Regions from separate parts of the Mus musculus genome. Here region 2 is linked to region 1. The links are chromatin loops, found by intact Hi-C in ENCODE. Cell type or tissue: left cerebral cortex. All regions are shown on one strand. Each heading gives the region's core, and the rest is flanking DNA. Links, peaks and the distances in the headings are about the cores only. Region 1 overlaps Rell1 (RELT-like 1). Region 2 holds the start of Pgm2 (phosphoglucomutase 2).

Evidence for each region. A loop is a pair of places that touch in the nucleus more often than their neighbours do. Peaks named below come from ENCODE experiments on the same cell type or tissue, not always from the same donor. Only the 100,000 strongest peaks of a DNase experiment are listed, where the experiment ranks them.
Region 2: it touches region 1 in a loop (3-fold over the local background); 5 of 42 quality-filtered maps call a loop at or near these places.

Annotation. Positions count from the first base shown.
Region 1 is chr5:63,903,945-63,909,323 of GRCm38, forward strand. Rell1 (RELT-like 1) reads right to left here. Exons shown (of 7, transcript NM_145923.4): 7 at 4,954-5,379. Among named protein-coding and RNA genes, the nearest start is that of Rell1, 62 kb to the right of the region's middle. In left cerebral cortex, for the core only: a CTCF peak has its summit at 2,698 (motif pointing right); a DNase peak (open chromatin) is centred at 2,717.
Region 2 is chr5:64,089,466-64,094,844 of GRCm38, forward strand. It overlaps Pgm2 (phosphoglucomutase 2), which reads left to right and starts at 3,474. Exons shown (of 14, transcript NM_025700.3): 1 at 3,474-3,623. The coding sequence starts at 3,519. In left cerebral cortex, for the core only: no CTCF peak of the experiment used is centred there; a DNase peak (open chromatin) is centred at 3,442; H3K4me3 peaks cover 2,256 bases; H3K27ac peaks cover 1,080 bases.

The DNA of each region.
Region 1 (5,379 bases), core at 151-5,150:
CTACCACTGTTCCTTCATTGGGGCTGCTGGGGAATCACTTCCAGGCATTTGGGAATAGTTAATATGAAACTAAGCTAAAATGTAACCTAAAGGCCAGAAAACAGGGAAAGAATTTCACTTATTTCCCTTATCAAAAACTGCACATTCCAGACTGCTAATTAGAGTGCTTAGTTAGAACCTTGCTACTTTGTGCTTGTGACTCTTCCAGAGGAAGAGTCCCCACATCCCAAGACCCACATCCCAGGACTCACATTGGGCCACTCATGACCAATGTAACTACAGCTGCATGGTGTCTGCCTCCATCTTCTGGCTTCCAGCTTTCCCAGACACATGCTCACATACATGGCAGACACACAGGTTCTAACTAAGTACTCTAATTGGCAGTCTGGCACATGTATATGGCAGATGCATAGACACATCCATAAACATAAACTAAAATAAATCTAAAACAAAAAAGGAGAATCCTGATGCTTTGAAAGCAAAATGATATGAGGAATGTATGATAGAATAACAACGTAACAGCGGGGCATATGGTACATTTCCATAATCCCAGCCCTCCAGAGGATGAGGCAGGAAGGTTTTGAGTTCAAGTCTAGCCTGGGTTATATAATGATTCATTGTCTCAAATGCAAGGAAGCAAGCAAGGAAGGAAGGACAGATGGACAGGAGGGAGGGAAAAAGAAAAGTCTGGGGAGATCGCTTGAATGGTCAAGTGTTTTCCTTGCATGTGCAAAACCCTAGGTTCCATTCCAAGTTCTTCTTGTCTAAAACAATGACTGAAGAGCAGCCAAAGGCTTAAACTATGAATTTGCAAATCCAGACTCATAAAGGTTTTCATGACATTAGCCATAAACCAAGTGACAATCTAGTAAAAATGGATGTCATATTTAAACCATAAATTATTTATTTATGGCTTACTTATTTATAGCAAGATGAAATAACTATATACACACTACTTCAAAAGTAATTTGCTGGGAGAGATGGCTATTGGTTGAATTATGGACTGAAATCCTCTCCATCAATTGTGTCTGCAAGCAAATCCTGCCTGGGCGTACTGAGACCCATTGCTCCAGTCACATCCATGTGTAAAGCAGAGGCGATGGCCAGGACTCCCTCTGCACCACAAGACAACACTAAGACATACAGTGCTGCTCACCTGCCCAGCTCCTGGCAAACCATCACAATTAGCTGTCTTCTGGTCACTTGGCTGAGGTCACTGGCTCACTTTCACAAGTCACATTCAACATCTTAGAAACTAAGTCTTAACTGCTACACACCAAAGCTCTCCAAACCACTTCTGATTACACCCATCTCTAAAGTGATAAAGTGACCCTTTCCCACTTACATCATCAATTATCACCCATCATTAAAATTACAATACAGAGGCACTTATCTGGAACAAACTTTATCCCCTTTATTTCATCCCATACTGACCGGTGCACACACAGGAGTTGACCCCACTTAGACTTTTAGGTCACATCACCCTTAAAGTGAGTAGCTCATATTAAGGTGACTCTTTCTTTTAGCGTTCCTTCTTCACAAGGTAATCATGTTGAGGGCCCGTGGGATCTTAAAGGGTCATTAGGCTGTGGAGGCTCCACTCTCAAGAACAAACTGTTTATTTCTCAAGTAACAGCATCAGGTCTCAAGACAGAATTAAGGAGTGAGTTGTGTCTTGTGGGGTTGCATTGGTTACCCTGAGAGCGGTTTTTCCTCTTCTCTGAGTCTTCCTTGGCCCGTCTCACAAACCCTCCTGCTACAGTGATGGTGCACCTGCCATTGTCCAGTGAACATCAAGGGCTTTATTAAATGTGGCTGCTAAGCTCAGACTTTTCAACCTCCCAAACTTGGGAGCAGTTAAGCCTTTTATCCTTTGAAACCATTCGACCCCAGGTATTTTGTTTATAGCCATACAAAACAGTGGCACCAATACCCACTAAAACAGCAGTGCCTTCTGGGAGTTTACGGGCAGGCTATGGCACGCATCACGATTTTGTGTGAATTTTCTACTCCTTAAAAAAGCACAAAGGGATCCCTACAGCAAGCTGGGTAGCTAGACTAATTAAATCAGTGGTGCCTGGGTTTAGTTAGAGAACCCAATGAAGTAAAGAGAAATTTAAGACACTCAGTATTAACATATGCATGCCCACACACATGAGAATGTACAACACACAGGCATGTCACACACACACACACACACACACACACACACACACACACCACATCCACATGCAAAAGTAAACCAACAAGCAAATCCACTGTGCAAACGATGGCTCGGGAAAATGCTAAGCCTCAAAGAAGCCAAGAGCCTGGTTCCCAGCATACAGCGTGAGTGGCAGAGGTAAGGCTCAGCTCTACATCGAAGGTCAAGCTATCTCTCTGAGTCCCAATTGCTTAGTCACACCATTTCTATGACAGCATTTAGGGCCTGAGGTTCTCTCCACAGTCATTCCTGCCTTCATCTGTGTTCACAGGCACTGTCTGGCCTCAGACAGTGAGGAAGCGTTTGAAGGGAAAAACAAGATAGATTGACAGGGTCAGAAAAAAAATGATCAGGAAAAAAAAACCAAACTCGCTCCTTTACTCCCATTAGCTAGCTAGTGATATCCTTTATTTTTAAAGGTTTATTCATTCTGCCAACACATCACGGGGGCTCTGCACACCAGTACACACAAATGGCCGGATCATGCCCCACTGCAGTTCCTACATCCAACCAGAAGAGGGGGCCAAAGTGCTATCTCTGTGTAAGGTGGATGCTCAGCGTCAAACACTTGGCTACAAAGCTCCAAGTTGCGGGGACCCCATTTGTAAGTCCCCTAACCTTCACTTTTTCAACTGTAAGTTTTGGATAGCGCAAGGCTGGCCAGCAAGACAAACTTGAGAAGGAATTGCAGAAGTGTGCAAAACCATAAACAGTGCCCCACCCCCAAAACCATAGATCCTCCAGGAGCCCAGATACAGAGAGCACTGACCAGGGGATCCAGACTGGCCATGATTTGCCACATTCCCAACCCTGACAGTGCCTGTGAACACAGATGAAGGCGGGAATGACTGTGGAGAGAACCTCAGGCCCTAAATGTGCATGCCTGCATTGAAAACGTTCTTATATAGTAAGAGTGGTGTTTCCTACAAAGTTGAAAATAACATAAGGTTAAAATGAATGGAACAAGTACGGAGTCAGAGGTACCGTGTGGACTTGGACTCTTAGCACACAGAAACACAAAGATGTGTATACTATATGGATTACTATACAGAGGGCAGAGGCTGCGACACCCAGTATCAATGAGCACAGCTTGTGTCCTTATTTTAAAAAATACCATTCTCTAGCAAAATGACTTAGGGCTCCTTAGATTCGCAGTTGGTCCTAAGGATGGGATGTTGAGGTTTGGTCTGTTGCTATGAATTGTAATGCTAAGTGTGAGGGGAGCAAGACTTGGTTGTCCCAGAGAGTCCCCACATAGATTCAAGTTATTTCTGATTAGTGAATAAAGATGCCTACAGCCTATAGCTGGGCAAAATTGAGATAGGTGGGGGCTTAGTGTTCCCGGCAGCATTGGAGTTGGAGATGATCACAAGGGGAGAGAGAAAGGTGGAGAGGGGAGTAAGATGCCCTGGGTTAGGAGTCAAGAAAGCACAGCCCTGAGGGCTGGCCAACTGGAGTTAAGAGCAGCCCATGTGAAACAGTAATAACTCAGGGTTATCAACAGGAAATATATTTTAACAGCATAGAAGGTAGATATTTGCCCAGCTGTGCTGTTTAAGGCTTGTAAATATAAAGGTTCCCTGTGTCTTTTATCTAGGAAAAAAAAATGGTCAAAGTCAGGGTAGAAACCTCAAATTGAGATTAAATATTTTCTACAACACTGGGGCAAGGAACAAGAAAACAAGAAGAGCCTGGGGCACCGTCTGGGCCAGAACGTAGTAAGGGGCTAGAAATAGGCGAGACAGAGGAGCGTGGGGGAAGTGGGGAGAGAGAGCACCGTGCCAAAGGCATCAATCTGTAAGAGCTTTCATTACAGGCACTATCCTCGAGGGAATGGAGTTGTATGCCCTTGTCCTGCTCCCTCGCACCCAGAAAAAAAAAAAAAACCCACATTGATACTGAAATTTCAACACCTAGAATAGGCCTCGCGTGACCCTTCTGGGAGCTAGGATCTTTGCAAATGTAACCAAGTTAAGATGAGTTCTTATGATGGATTGCAGTGGGCCCCTAAGCCAGGGGGCAGATGGCCTTAAAAGGAGGAATAGGATACCCACAGAGAAGGATATCTCAAGACACAGATCTTCAATGATGCAGAACTTCAAACCAGGAAATGCTGAGAACTTTCTAACAAACACCTCCCTCAGAATACAGGGTGGACCTAACCCTGGAGAAACGTTGTTTCTAGCTCTGGCCTGAAATAGCTTTCTATATTGCATTAGTTGCCAAGCTCTTGGTAACTTGTTGATTGGAGTCCTGGGGAAGTCACCTCCAATGGATGGTAAAGCTAGCAGACGAAAAGGTAAACACAGGTAAGTTACTAGCCTCATCCCCGAGTATCTTCCCTCTTCATTACAGAGGCACAAATAGTAACTGTAACATACTGAAGCCTGCTAGACATGACAACCAAATGACTGACTGGAAATCACAAGATGACACATGTCAACTCCATGTCCCCTGACGTGCAGCATCCTTACCAAGGCAAAACTTCAAGTCTCTCCAATGAGAAAGTTCCCCAGCTCAAATGGAAGGACACTGTAGAGAGCCGAGCAGCTTACTACAGTGTTGTGATCAAGAGACTGGACTAGTGAGCAGTCTTCGGAGATGCAATAACTCAGGGCAAAGTGGGAATCCCCCTCCCCCTGAGTTCTAATTTGTTTATCAATCTTGGACGGATGCTGCTTTCTTAGTCATGATCATGTTCCTATGGTGATGTAAGATGTTGAACACTAAGATTAGCAGACTGAGGGGTACCCATAAACTCCACACTATATTTATTTCTCTATGTCCCAAATCATCCATGGGGCGGGGGCGGGGGAGGAGGTAGAGGTGCTATAAAAGGGGAAATCCAATCAGACCAGCCTAACGATTACTCAACAATCGAAGACTTAAGAAGCTGGTCCTGTAAGATGTCGCTCATTCAAGCACACTGGTTTAATGCTTTTATTTTTAACTCTGCTTTGGTAGTACAAAATTCATAAAAAGTACAAACCAGACAGTTAAAAATACATTTGACACTGGAAACCAAAAAATTTTCCTTTACAAAATGTTTTACATCAAGATGGCAACCGAGTGACTCTTTCCTTTACACCAAGAAGCGATCCATCATTAGTGTCGTGGACAGTGACCTTGTCGAGGATCCTCAGAACTTCTGAGGGAGGAGGGAGGAGGAGGGACCC
Region 2 (5,379 bases), core at 323-5,322, 190 kb after region 1:
GCTTTGCTGTAACTTAGTAACTATGTGTTAGTTCCTTTGTACACATACCGTATACCCTAATATGTGTGCTTTTATCTAATACTGCAATAGAACACAAAGAAGGGCTGGAGAGATGGCTCAGCAAATGGTTAAGTGACTGAGTGCTCTTCCAGAGTTCAATTCCCAGCAACCACATGGTGGCTCACGACCATCTGTAATGGGGTCTGTTGCCCTCTTCTGGTGTGTCTGAAGACAGCTACAGTGTACTCACATACATTAAATAAATAAATACATACATACATACATACATACATACATACCTAAAAAGAAAACCAAAATAAAAAAAAAACCCACAAAGAAAACCTACAACTCTTAAGACTGTAGCTTTGTATGCTGGTGTATGCCTATAATCCCAGCAGTTAGGAGTTAGAGACAGGAGTATCAGGTGTTTAAGGCTGTGCTTGGCTACATATTGAGTTGACTATGGGCTACAGGAGACCCAAAACCAAACCAAGCAACCAACAAAAAGACTATAGCACTATCAAGTAACGTGTGTGTGTGTGTGTGTGTGTGTGTGTGTGTGTGTGTGTGTGTGTATTATCTCCATCCAGCTCATGAAGTAGCTGGTCCAAGCAAGGGACGATGGCACATATCAATAGTCTCAGCTACTCTAGGAGGCTGAGGCAGGAGGATCATAAATTTCAAGCCAGCCTTAGTTACAACTATAGGCAATTTAAGACCAATTTAGACAAGCTTTGGCAACCCAGTCTCAAAGAAAACCAATAAAAGGTGGAGAGAGAGGGCCTGGAACTGAGGATGTGGCTCAGTGCTTGGCTAGCACAAGCAAGGCCCTGATTGATTCCTGTGGTGGGGAAGAAGGGCAGAACAGACACAAAACTCCTCCTTCCCAAATATAACCAGTCCCCTAATGTCCATAGATTAACTCTCCTGTAGTTTGTATGTTAACAATTTTTTAAATTGAAATATGAACCAGTGAGATGGCTTGGCAAGTAACGGCTGTAAAAGTATCTTTTATTTGCCTGGTGTAATTGTCATCTCTGAGACTTACTGCCTCCTGTCTGTCTGCTAACCTAGGCCCAGTTCTGGAAGCTTCTAGCCTCTGTACAGTCTTATCTAGGCCTAGAATGTTTTCAGCCTCTGAGACTTGCTGCTGAATAAGATCTCTCCTCCTCACTCTGTCTGAACTCTAGCTGGCTGGTTGGACTCAGCTGTTCTGGCTTAAACTCCTCTTCAAGTTGACTGATTCAATCTGGCATCTCTCTCAGCCTCTGACTTTTTGCTTGGCTTGGCCTCATACTAACTGACACTCTGTTGTCATGTGGCTCTTTCTCGTTGACTAACTCCGTCTTTGCCTGTGTGTAGTTTGTTCTCCCTCTCTCTACAACCTGTCTCTATAACTGTCCTAGTAAGCCTGCCCTCTCCCTTCTCTCTCTGCACTGTTCTCTCCTAAGTAGCCTCTCTTTCCTCTCTTCTGTTCTGTCAAGTCTTTCTCTGATTCATCACTTTGTCTGCCACTCAACTAGACATCACTTTCAAACATGGGTGCTTCCTTCTACAAACTAACCTTACCTTCACTGTTTGGGATTAAAGGTGAGCACTAGGGTTGTGTCTGTATCCCAGCCAGAGGGGTTAAAGGTGTAAAGGTGTGTGCTAAAACTGAGTCACACCACAACTAGAAACAGGTTTCTCCAGTAAACAACTTAAGCTCAGAGTTCAGAGTATGATTAAATATCCTGCAACAAAAGGCACTTGCCACCAAGCTTGACAACCTGAATTCGATCCCTAGGACCTCTATGGTGGAAGAAGAGAAATGACTTCCTAAAGTTATCCTTGTATTTCCATATGTATGGCACAGCACACACACACACACACACACACACACACACACACACACACCGTAGATAAATGTAGTTTTTTAAAATTTCAAAATTGAGACATAACTTATAGCTGGTAACCATGGTTCTAAGTTTTGACGAGCACCTGGATCCAGGAAATCACAAACCCAGAGTCGCTTCCCTTAACCCCCAGTGACCTTTGCAGTGAATCCCCATATCCAGTTCTGGAAAATACTGATTTGTTTTCTTTCTTTGTGCTTTTCTTAGTCAGTGTCTGTCAGACCCAATGTCTGTCAGAGGTCTGAATTCTTTCACTCTATGGGATGGTTGTGAGCTACATCCATGAAGTTGTATACAGTTCTTCATTCTCACTGGGCTGTGTAACTCATGGCTTATCGATCATCATTTATGTATATGATTTAGAATGAATATACCACTACATATTTATCCATTCTATTGTTGGCAATCTGGATGTGTATGGTTGGAGCTTTTTGCGACTAAATCTGCTAGAAACCTTTTAAAAAGTTGTGTGTGTGTATGTGTGTGTGTGTGTGTGTATGTTTGTATTTTGCCTGCATACATGTCTATGCACCATGGATATATATGACAATGGAGGTCTGAAAAGGATGCAGGATCCCCTGGAACTGGAGTTTCAGACCATCCTGAGCAGCCATGCTAGTGCTGATAATCAAACTTAGGTGCTCTGGAAGAACAACCCGTGCTCTTAACTGCTTTGGATTTTTTTTGTTTAATTGTTTTTTCTTTCGTTTTAGGGTTGTTTGTTTGTTTGTTTGCTTGTTGAGACGAGATCTCACACTGGAACCCACGGTGAACTGGAACTCACTTTGTAGGCCAGGCCCTGAACTCACAACAGTCCCAACAGTCGGGACTGCAGGAGCGAGGAAGGCATCATGTGCGGCTCAGAACCATTCTTGCTTGTGCTTCCCCGTGCCCAGCCAGGTGTGCACATACATCACCCAGCTGACCTGGAATTCTCGTTTGTGTGTGGCGACCTCAGGCGGATGAGTCGACATTCTTTTTACATTTTCTAGTGTGAAAATCCAGTTGACCCGGTGCCTTGAAATTACAACTCGTCCTTCCGGTTGCTCTTCTGACATAAACTGTCTTTGCAAGTGTTATCTCATTTCTGGCTCGTTGGTCTATTTGATTTATTTCCCACTTGGCTCTTCTTTTTCAAGATTTGTTTCCCCCTCTGCTATTCTCTAATTTAATTTACATTTTGAGATAGGATCTCCCTATGTACCCCTAGTTAGTCTAGAGTTCACTATGTAGATCAGATTGGCCTCTAACTCACAGAGACCTGCCTGCCTCTGCCATGTGGCTACTGGCCTGCGCCAATGTGCTCTGCTTCCCAGCGCAGTCAGACTAGCATCTCAGGTGTGATGGGCACCAAATGCATACTTGATGTTTGCTGGAGGACCCTGGGTATGTAGGGCCTAGGAGACTAGAGTAAGGCGAGCCTCCAGCTCTCCTAACAACAAAGCACTCCCCAATTGCCTGGCCCTCCGGGAAGCACACCCACTAATGGCGAGTCTGGAACCGGGCGGGGCTGCTGCACGTCCTCTTCCCTCCGGCTCTCTGACTACGCCTCTTTCCCCGCCCTCTCCCCGCCCCTCCAGAAGGGTGACCCGGCCTCCTCCGCCCGGTTGTGACTGCTGCGGGATGGCGGCGGCGACACCGACAGAGACACCGGCTCCGGAAGGCAGTGGCTTGGGTATGGACGCGCGACTGGACCAGGAGACCGCGCAGTGGCTGCGTTGGGACCAGGTAAGGGCCGATCTCCGGCTCTTCGGTTCTCGGGCGCCGTGGCTTGTCCGGCAGGGAGCCGGGCCCAGCTTCCTTCTTTCCTTCCCTGCCTCGCCACACGGTGCCTGCTCGGCATAAGCTGTTGCGGGACTGGAGACAGCTGTGTGGCTCGCCCGGCTGCTAGACCCGGTAGAGGAGCGAGCTGGGGGGCGGGGAGTGGGGTGGAGAGTGAATGTAGCGGGCCTGGGACCCGGGGTAGTCCACGCACGAGAAGGTTTTTGAGGTTCTGTGATGGGCTGAGCATCTTCATCCATTCAGAATCCGCTCTGTCCCGCCTTTCCCGGGACCTGGACTTCTCCACAGTCCAGACCACCTTTTCTGATTTCATGGATACTACCGGGTCCCTGATGGGCCAGGCTGACAGGGAGTTTTCCAGAGAACATACACTCCACTGGGAAGGTGACAGGGAACGCTTTGGCCCCAGCTGCGCCTTTCCCCTGTAATGTCTTAGTCAGTCGGCCAGCTCCGGACATCACTTCCTTTGCCCTCTACAAGTTCTCTCTGACCTGTGCTTTCGCGTGTCCTGTTGCTTTCCCGCAATGTTCCTCTTGCCGGTGTTCTGCTGACTTTATTTCTCTTGTCGTTTTTCCTGTGTGAACTTAGCGGATCTTTCCTGTCTCCCAAGTGCAACTCAAACTCTCTCTCTAGACAGCCCAGGCCTTTGGTTCCCTGCTCTTCCTGGAATTGAAAGACAATCCCTTACAGGCTTGTTTGTTTAAAATTTGTCGGTATCCAGGGCTGACTTCAGGAGGTGAGACCCACGCAGATCCACTGAACCTGTACTCAGGGAAGGGCCCAAGCCGTATTTTAAAGCACTACTTTGAGATTCTCTATTGTTAAACACGGAGTCTTTCGTTCTAATTGTGCACTGGCCCCCCCTGAAAATTATGTAGCTGGTGCTGTGTGTCTCTGCTGCTTTCCGTGGTCTATAGTACCGTAGTACCGTAGTGCCGTACTGCATGTCTATAGTTGGTCCCTGAAACATTTGGTGACTGGATAGAGGCTGGAAGGCTCAGCAGAGGCCTTTGCTCGCTCACACCTAGAAAATGAATAGTCAGGCCATCCTGGAAACAGGATGGCAGTGCTAGCGCCTCATGGGAGGTTTTGTTTTGCTTTGTTGTGGATTTTTTTTTTCCTGGAAACATAAAGCATTCCAGGATGTTTAAGGGGAGGAAACTGTTTCCATTTCTGATCACTTAATAACTTGCATTGTGTAGCTGTCCTAACACCTCAGCTAAGAAGTCTTGTGTGTGTTATTGGGCTCTTGTACCACTTGACTAAGTGTCTGACAGAGACTGAAGGGGCGGGAAAGAACTGCTCTGCTCACACTCTGAGATGCTCTTATCCTTCATGGTAGAAAGGAGTAGCAGAGCTGTTGGCTAAGGAGCAGAGAAAGGGGGAATACAGGAAGAGGCCATTGAGGAAATATACCATCCTGTGACAAGTCCCAGTATCCTCGATTCTCCAACTTGCTCCCAGTTCCCACCATTTGTCACCTCCTCATAATCCCGGCATATTATGGATCCATCAAAGGAGGGACCCTTTGATCCCATCAGAGCCTGGGATCTATTGGTCTTCAGAAGGTACTTCACAGATGGGCTCAGAAGTGAGCAGAAAATGTAATTACTGTAGAACATGGAATCTGTCTTGGATGTCCACGGTACCTCCGTGGAAACTTGTCCTTTTCTCCTCTGGAGATGCTTCAATGTTCTTTTCC